2 separate regions of the Homo sapiens genome follow, and region 1 is linked to region 2. Evidence: chromatin contacts called from ENCODE Hi-C or POLR2A ChIA-PET data. All regions are on one chromosome and are shown on one strand. Each heading gives the region's core, a stretch centred on a gene start or an enhancer-like site at or near the end of the contact. The rest is flanking DNA. Distances are from core to core; before and after follow the strand shown. Region 1 overlaps PER2 (period circadian regulator 2). Region 2 overlaps LRRFIP1 (LRR binding FLII interacting protein 1).

What was found. Hi-C counts contacts between places; a loop is a spot of excess contacts on that map. ChIA-PET counts read pairs that join two places held with the same protein, here RNA polymerase II (POLR2A). Pooled maps may share reads with other maps.
Region 1: a loop to region 2 is called in a map of naive thymus-derived CD4-positive, alpha-beta T cell, with 7 times the contacts of the local background. The contact joins two enhancer-like sites. A Hi-C loop is called at or near these places in 1 of 168 maps with a recorded cell type or tissue (naive thymus-derived CD4-positive, alpha-beta T cell) and 7 of 50 pooled maps. POLR2A ChIA-PET finds 5 or more read pairs at or near these places in 1 of 52 experiments (activated naive CD4-positive, alpha-beta T cell).

Annotation. Positions count from the first base shown.
Region 1 is chr2:238,261,610-238,265,718 of GRCh38, reverse strand. It overlaps PER2 (period circadian regulator 2), which reads left to right. Exons shown (of 23, transcript NM_022817.3): 9 at 129-207; 10 at 2,661-2,767; 11 at 3,375-3,528; 12 at 3,882-3,990. Among named protein-coding and RNA genes, the nearest start is that of HES6, 24 kb to the right of the region's middle. RefSeq lists an enhancer at 1,436-1,936. Within about 2 kb of position 2,083, at least 23 of the 41 ENCODE cell types and tissues checked have a DNase peak (open chromatin) inside an H3K27ac peak, as active enhancers do.
Region 2 is chr2:237,743,452-237,747,568 of GRCh38, reverse strand. The region is part of intron 11 of LRRFIP1 (LRR binding FLII interacting protein 1); the gene reads right to left. Among named protein-coding and RNA genes, the nearest start is that of RBM44, 53 kb to the left of the region's middle. RefSeq lists enhancers at 2,616-2,665, 2,632-3,157. Within about 2 kb of position 2,373, at least 13 of the 41 ENCODE cell types and tissues checked have a DNase peak (open chromatin) inside an H3K27ac peak, as active enhancers do.

The sequences.
Region 1 (4,109 bases), core at 834-3,333, 520 kb before region 2:
CATGTTTTAATTTTTTTCTTTAGCTGCTCATTACTCTGAATCTACAGGGTGTTTTCTGGTAGTTTTAATATAACATCAAATATGCATTTCTTAGGATCACAAATGTGTGCAATATTCTGTTCTTTCAGCCCCTAGAATTCCTCCTGAAAAGAGAATTTTTACAACCACCCATACACCAAATTGTTTGTTCCAGGATGTGGATGAAAGGTACGTGGTCTTGACCCACCCCCTTTTTCATGTTTTTGATATAAAAGCTATTTAGCCAAAGCCAAGACTGCATCTTGGTTTTATAATTACATGATAATGGACAAAAACATGTAATTATATACAGGCAATGAAATAATTATGGAATTACACTGAAAACTTCCTAAGATATGCACATGGTGTAATTGAGGCTTTCTGGAGAGCTGTTGATCTAATTGAGCCTGTCTTAATTCTCCCATATAAACCCATTCGGAGTGGATAATGGTCCAGACAGAGGCGCTGTTGCCTGGGACCAGTGTCAGGGTGGAAGCCGGAGATGCCATTGGCTGGATCCCAGCAGAAGTCTATCTTCCAGCCTGTGTGCTAGAGGCTTCTCCAGGGGACAGGATTTTCTCCATGCCTCAGAGCCCCACTTGGGTCCCTCTCTCTGGGTCTCCCCCTCAGGGTGCTGTAGCAGGTGCGAACAGTCCCAGTGAGATTTGGGAGCACCCATGTTCTGAGTGGCTTCTGCCCCCACCATGCATCTTCTCCCAGCTCCTCCACAAATGCATGAAGACTCCAAAAACACTTGGGCCGGCTAGGTGCAGTGGCTCACACTTATAATCCTAGCACTCTGAGAAGCTGAGATAGGAGCATCACTTGAGGCCAGGAGTCTGAAACCAGCCTGTTTGAAACCAGGAGTTCAAAACGTAGCAAGACCCTGTCTCTGCAAAATAAAATAAAAATTAGCTGGGTGTGGTGGTGTGCACCTGTAGTCCCAGCTACTCAGAGGCTGAGGCAGGGGGATCACTGAGCCTAGGAGTTCAAGGCTACGGTGAGCTATGATTGCACCACTGCACTCCAGCCTAGGTCACAGCAAAAGACCCTGTCTCAAAAAAATAGAAAGAAAAAAAATGTGTGGGCCACTGGCAGTAGTCACCGAAAAGTGACCTCAGAAGATACCACAGGAAGTGGACCAAGAAGCACCAGTGTGCTGGGTTCCTAAAATGAACCAGGTCACCTAGAAGCTGGAGGATCAAGACCTCTCCCTCCTCTACTCTTGGCCCAGGGACACAGGCCCCCATCCTTGGAGTCAGGGCCACACAGCTTCCTGGGGAGGCTCTATGGGTAAAAAGGGATCCGTCACTTCCAGCTCCAGGTGGCTCAGGTGTGTCCGCGGGGCTGCCTGGGGCAGAGCCAGTTTGCAGATGCAGGCTTCTGGACACCACCCTGCCCTGTGGAACCAGGATCTTGGAGGGCAGGGCCTGGGGCCGTATATGTAAAGCAGCCTCTGGAGACTTTTCTTCCTTCAGAGATCTGAGAACTGTCTCTAACCCACTCCCATGCCAACTTGGTGTCCAGCTCAGCCCTGTGCAGGGAGGTTGGCAGACAGGTTCACCTGGCATGATGGGCCACAGCCTGCAAGCTCTCCTTGATGAAGCCTTGTGTGTGGCCTGGCTCACAAAGCCCAAGGACAGCCAGGGCTCCCCCTCCTCCTCCCCTCCTTCTTTTCACCCTCCACCCCCTTTCTGCTCCCTCCTCTTCCTCCTCCCCCTCTTTTTCCTTCCTGTTCCCCCACTCCTCTCCTCTTCCTTCCTCTTCTTCCTCCTTCAGCAAGGCCTTGATGGGACGGATGCCAGGAACATTCTGTATATCCTGTCCAAAGGAAAACATGAGGCCTGAAGAGAGAGCCTCAGACAAGAAGGAGGAAATCAAAGAATAACGCCAGGCCCTTGAGAAAGTTCTGCACCATGGTCTAAAGATTCACAGGGAAAATCCTTCTACACAAGCAGCAGAGTTTGAGGAAACATTGGTTTGGATGCAACAAGTGTTAAGAGGCAGATCGGGAGAAGAAATGGTCGGTGGAGCCGGCAGAGGGCGCTGGACACAAACAGAAGCAGAAGGTGCTGCTGAAGTTCAGCTCCGTCCTGCAATGGAGCAAAGCCACAGCTCTGGGAGGAGGCATGAGCTCAAAGGGCAGAGGCCCAGCCAGCCACCGAGACTCCAAAGAAGCCACAGTAAACCAACTGGATGCTGAGGCCAAAGTCACACGAGACCAGGCTGGAAAAGAAGCACATACAAAGGGTTTTCCGAGGCCCAGGCAAAACTTGTTAAGCAAAAATCCATGCCAGGTCACATGTGGCCAAACTAATGAATGACACTGAAAAAGAAAAAGATGCTGGAAGGAAGAAAACAAAAGCATGATCATGACTTATCTCTTGGGAGGTGAAACGCAGAGCTGAAGCACTCAGGCCCCAGCAGAGGGAGCCTCCTTCAGCGTCCTGGACAGTGAACCTTCGTTTGCTATTGATTAAAAGTCTAGCTGGTTCTGTTAGTCCAACTTTTGATCTCCGGGGGTGGGGGAGGGGGTGGGGTTTGGAGTGTATCTTCTCTTTCCAGGGAATAAGATGGTTCTTAGTGACAATCTCCTCATCTGTTTGGATGCCAATCCTAGCGTGTGTCTGCTTGCCTTCCAGGGCGGTCCCTCTCCTGGGCTACCTACCTCAGGACCTGATTGAAACCCCAGTGCTCGTGCAGCTCCACCCTAGTGACAGGCCCTTGATGCTGGCCATCCACAAAAAGAGTAGGTCCCCTTTTCATGGTACATCCTGAAGTGTTTGGCGGAAGTTCCTGTGTCCTTGGGGCTGCTTCTTGGGACCAGTCTAGCTCTGACAGGTCAGATCAGCTAAGGACAAGCAGGTGGTAGACGCCCGCCTCGCCGCCTCCCTCCTGGCACTGCAGTGCCCAGTGGAGTCGAGAGAGAGGGGTAAACTCATGTGAGTTCCTTTGTGGCCAGTTGTTTCTCAGTCCGTGGCCTGAGTCCGTAGCATCTTATGTTTACTGTTGGCTTCAGTGGCGCATGGGAGGAGGGGAGACCAGTTCATCTGTGGCTAGGAAGGTTCTCACCAGGCCAGGGGAGTGCACAGTGCATGTCCTCACCAAGCCCAGCCCTCATAGATGCAAGTGACACTAGCAGAGGTGAAACATGGGATGAAACAGCTCCTGCTGGAAACAGCCTCCTGGTAATCTACAGCAAAAACAGGAGGTTGAAAGCAGTGGCTTTGAAGAAGTGTTCATACCCCTACAGTTTGCAAATGATCCTGGGCCTGAGTGACTCTTGACTTGTCTCTCTCTACTATAAATCCTGTTTGCTCCCCTTTTCCCCTGAATGCTGGCTTTTGCTCTCCTAGTCCTGCAGTCAGGCGGGCAGCCTTTCGACTATTCTCCCATTCGGTTTCGCGCCCGGAACGGAGAGTACATCACGTTGGACACCAGCTGGTCCAGCTTCATCAACCCATGGAGCAGGAAAATCTCCTTCATCATTGGGAGGCACAAAGTCAGGGTGTGAGTGCTCCAAGGGCCCGAGGTGGCTCAGGGGTCTTGGGCGGGGGTCTCGGGCTGTCCTCACCTCCCAGCAACAGATGGCATAGGGAGGGGCTGAGAGGCCAAGACCGAAACCTTGCTTCCTGCCACCAATCTGGAGCCCCAGACTGCTAGGCAGGGGTGACCTGTCCTCTGCCCCCAAGTGGGAGGGACCTCATTCAAGCAGAGTAGGGAGTGGACAGGCAGCAGCCTGGGGGGCTGCAGGGGAGAGGCAGAGGGCCCACCCAGGCAGGCAGCATGTAGTGGCTATACAGTCACGCCAGAGAGGTCCTCCTGTGGGGCCCCATCTAACAAGATGAATTAAAACCACGCAGGGGCCCTTTGAATGAGGACGTGTTTGCAGCCCACCCCTGCACAGAGGAGAAGGCCCTGCACCCCAGCATTCAGGAGCTCACAGAGCAGATCCACCGGCTCCTGCTGCAGGTGGGTGTGGTGCCTGCATGTCCTCCTCCCAGGTAGCAGCCTGAGAGCCCCCTGCAGAGGACATAGGCTCTGAACCCTGGTCCTGGCACACCCACTCAGACAGCTTCATCTGTCATTCT
Region 2 (4,117 bases), core at 1,124-3,623:
AATGAAGCTTGAGAAATCCTGATGGAGAGCTGCGGAGGCCACGGCTCAGCAACACCTGAGCTGCACAGACGCTGGTGCCGGGGACCTGCAGCTCAGCACAGGGGTGCAGGTGCTATGGTCAGGGTGTCAGAGAGATGGTGACCTCCAAATGACCACTTCCCATCTATGGCCCGAGTCCACGCTGGGCCAGATGCCCCTGCCCTCACCATCCGGTCCCACCAGGAAGGCTCATTAACTGCCACCTTCCCTCCTGCAAACTCCTTGTACCTTCAACTTCTCCTCCAACGACACCTGGAGCAACACTAAAACAACATAACCAGGAGTTATAGCTGGTCAGCCAGTTAAGGGATCAAATGGAATCCCACAAAATACTCGGTTAATCCAAAAGAAAGCAAAATCCAAGACCAGCTCTTAGCTCAGGGTGGCCATGTTTAAGGGTCTCCTACTCAACAGATCCAAGCTAAACCCTGCGGCCTGGCTCCCAAAGCCATCAGATGGTCTCGCCCAGCCACCCCACACCTGGGTGTTCAAAAATAAACTTTCTACTCTCATCTAACCAGTCTCCTGTGTCCCAAGAGCAGGAGTGGAAATGGGGGCAGAGAGGCCACATCCCTCAGGCCAGTGGGATGCAGTCAGGGGCAGGCTGGCCTCTCTCCCCTCTTTGCTAAATAAGCCCTTTGGGCAGGGTGGTGGTGGGGTGGTCCCTCTGCCCACTTAGCCACAGCTGCTAAGGACCCACCTGAGGCCCTGTCCAAGACCATGTGTTCACGGGCGCTTTCCACAATCCCAGCTGCTTACGGCTCTCTGCCCTGATGTCCATTCTCACGTTGGGTGCAGCCCAGCTATACCGCAGTGAAGACGGCTCTCTCCAGCTGTGGCCCATACCATCTGCAGCCCATACCATCTGCATTTGCTGATGTGTCGAAATGCACATCTAGAGTTATTTTTTCGGATGTGCATGCCACATCAGCCTAACTGTGTACTTGGAGGCACCAAGGCAGACTCCGATAAGATGAGTACCAAGGCAGACTCCGATGGGACAGATACGAAGGCAGACTCTGATCAGATGGGCACCATCTCATTTGGCAGAGCCCCAGAAGCCCTGCAGCCATGTTGAGTTGTGAGGATGATTGGAGCAATTCAAGTGTGGTTCTCAACTTCACATGGAAAGAAAAATATTCCTGAAATATTTTTCAAATCAAAATTTCAAGGCCAGGCGCGGTAGCTCCTGTCTGTAATCCCAGTACTTTGGGAGGCCGAGGTGGGCAGATCATTTGAGGTCAGGAGTTCGAGACCAACCTGGCCAACACGGCGAAACCCTGTCTCTATTAAAATTACAAAAATTAGCTGTGTGTGGTGACATGCACCTGTAATCCCAGCTACTCAGGAGGTTGAGGCAGGAGAATCTCTTGAACCCAGGAGGTAGAGGTTGCAGTGAGCTGAGATCATGCCACTGCAATCCAGCCTGGGCGACAGAGTGTAACTCTGTCTCAAAAAAAAAAAAAATAAATAAAATAAAATAAATAAAATTTCAAAGAACAAGGAAATGTGAACTATCTATCTAGCACTTAGCGTGCTGGAGAATAAATTCATTAAATCTCCTGGGCCCAAAGCCTTTTATTCCTTAGAGTAAGTTAGTTTGCTGAACAAATATTAATAAGATGAAAATAAAGAGGCTAGTTTAACTCTTGGTGGGATATGAAAATCCAGTTTAATAGACTGCCAAACTACCACTGAAAAGCCTGTGGCATGTTTGCTCCACGGTGTAAAACGTATGTTTTCTGGCTGCTGGTCAGCAATGGATAAATACTGTGGAGAAATAAATGAAGCTCCAGGAATGCATTCGTTTACCTACAAAGATATCTGAGACCGTAAAAGAAGGGCCCACCCAAGCCCTTTTTTCTTTCTGGTATTTCTTGCAAGAAAGCTGAGAAAGAAAACACACGGGGTCCACAAACCTTGATTTTGGGGGGGCAGGGCTTTAACACATCTTTGTTCTGCATGGTTTTGCTTGTAACCGTCTACATCATTTGTTTTTATAATTTGTAAAATATCAAATAAGGGAAAAAACCCCAAAAACCATAGTTTGCTGTTTTTATCATTTTAAAAAAGTCCTTGCTCCGAAGAACACAACGGACTCAAAATAAAATCTGGGCATATTTTTAAGTAGAGACCATGCAGAGAAAAACTAAAAATTAAGCTCTTGTTGAAAGGTGATGGCAAATGAACGTCTAACCTATCTCTATTTTACATAGTAGAGTAAATTTCATTTTGTGTGTCTTCCGAATGAAAAAGGATTTGTCAGCTTTCCTCAAACACAGGAAGGCTATTCAGCCCCGTGGAAAGCCACGCAGCCCCACTCGTGTCCACCAGATGGCAGTGTGTCACAGCTGCAGGGGCCGGGCCCGGACAGAAGCCGCAGGCAGCAGAGTCCACCTTAACCAAGCCCCCTTTCCTAAGCCCTAGCAGAGCCAGGTAAGGAATCAGATGTTGTGTTTCATCTTGACATAAAGCACAGCACTTCCTCCCTAAAATGATGAAGAAATGGAAGACAAGAAAGGATTCTAAACACTGTCACGGCCACTGCATGGCATGGTGTGGGGGCCTGGAGGAGGTGGGCATGGTGCAGAGAGGGGTCCAGAGGACATGGTGGCTGCAGACGGTCCAGGCTGCTCTGCCCACCCACCTTAGCCCAGGACGGGAAAGCACCGGACCCCGCAGACAGTGGCCTCCTGCACGGGAAGGGCGACAGCGCCGAACACATTGCAGCCTGTTAGCTTCATGACTCTCGTATTCTGAGTGATACTAAACATTTCAGGTCAGGGTGAAAACGTCACACTAACAGGTTTACAAAGTATGTGTGTTGTATTTTACAGCCACAGCTGAGTGTATACAGACATCATTGAAAATCTACTGGAAACAGTCACTTCTAAAACACGTCTGTGGAAGTTTAGTTTACGTCAAGTTTCCTTTCAAAAACAAATGCTTCAAGGAGCACATTAAATATTTTATTAATTCCAACTTTCTAACACTGTGTCTAAAGGAGTTTGCTATCTAGGCTCCTGTACACACGATGCCTGGTGAGGCTAAAACGCTAAGTTTTCCATGTTCCAGCTGCCTGCCATTTTCCTAAAGAAAGAATATGTGGCACCTGTTCACGTACCCAGAGAGACCCTACTCAAGGGCCCAGGTACAAAAGGAACCTGTCCTCAACACCCAGCCAGGCAACACCAGACTTGGATGGAAAAAGGGATCACCGAAGCAACATCCTTGCGAGGTCCTTCTTGAGACACAAACAAACAGCAAACACTGCTCAGAAAACACCCATTTTAAGGGTAATTTTCCTTCACATTTAAATGATAGCACAGTCCACCACTAGGGTGACGGTTTTTGGTTTTAAATCCAATAATATTTACTTTAGCCTGAATGACTTATCTTTGAACTCTGGTGTTTGTAATTCAAGACCCGTTTTTCCACCTGGTCCCTGCCCCTGCCTCTTTGTGCAACAAAAAACATGAGTCAAAATAGTGTTGTTTTTCTAGTCCAAATGGGCAGAGATCTGAGTTCATTGCTCCTGTCTTCTCTGAGTACACGAGGGAAGATATGGACCCAGGCTGCCCTTGGGACATTCCTGATGGATGTTTCAGAAACGTGATGGCTTCACCAGGTTCCCAGTGAGATTTTGGGGCCTGGATGACCCAGATCTGTTGGCTTCACTAGGTGGAGTCACTCTGCTTGGGTGTGGCCCAAGCTCTGGCCGTCAAACCTCTGGATCCCAGCTCTCTCGAGGCACCTTTGCCTCCCCTCACACCCCCGCTGCTGGGCTTCACAACGTGTGATCACCCAACAAGCATCCGTCTGCCCCTGTCTGTGCGTCCCATGAGGGCTGGGGCAAGTCTGCATTTGCTCATACAACGGCCCTGTTTCTGGAACATTCTAGGTGCTCAATAAACACTGAATGAATGAGTGAAATAACTTCCTCAAGGAGAAGATCCTGGTCGTGCTGGAGAGGAAGAAAACACAGCTCATCCACAGCATGGGAGAAGATGAGAATGAGGTGAACAGTATTCTATGCCTGTCTTGAGATGGGGCTGATGCCCTCTCTGCTTTCCCAAGG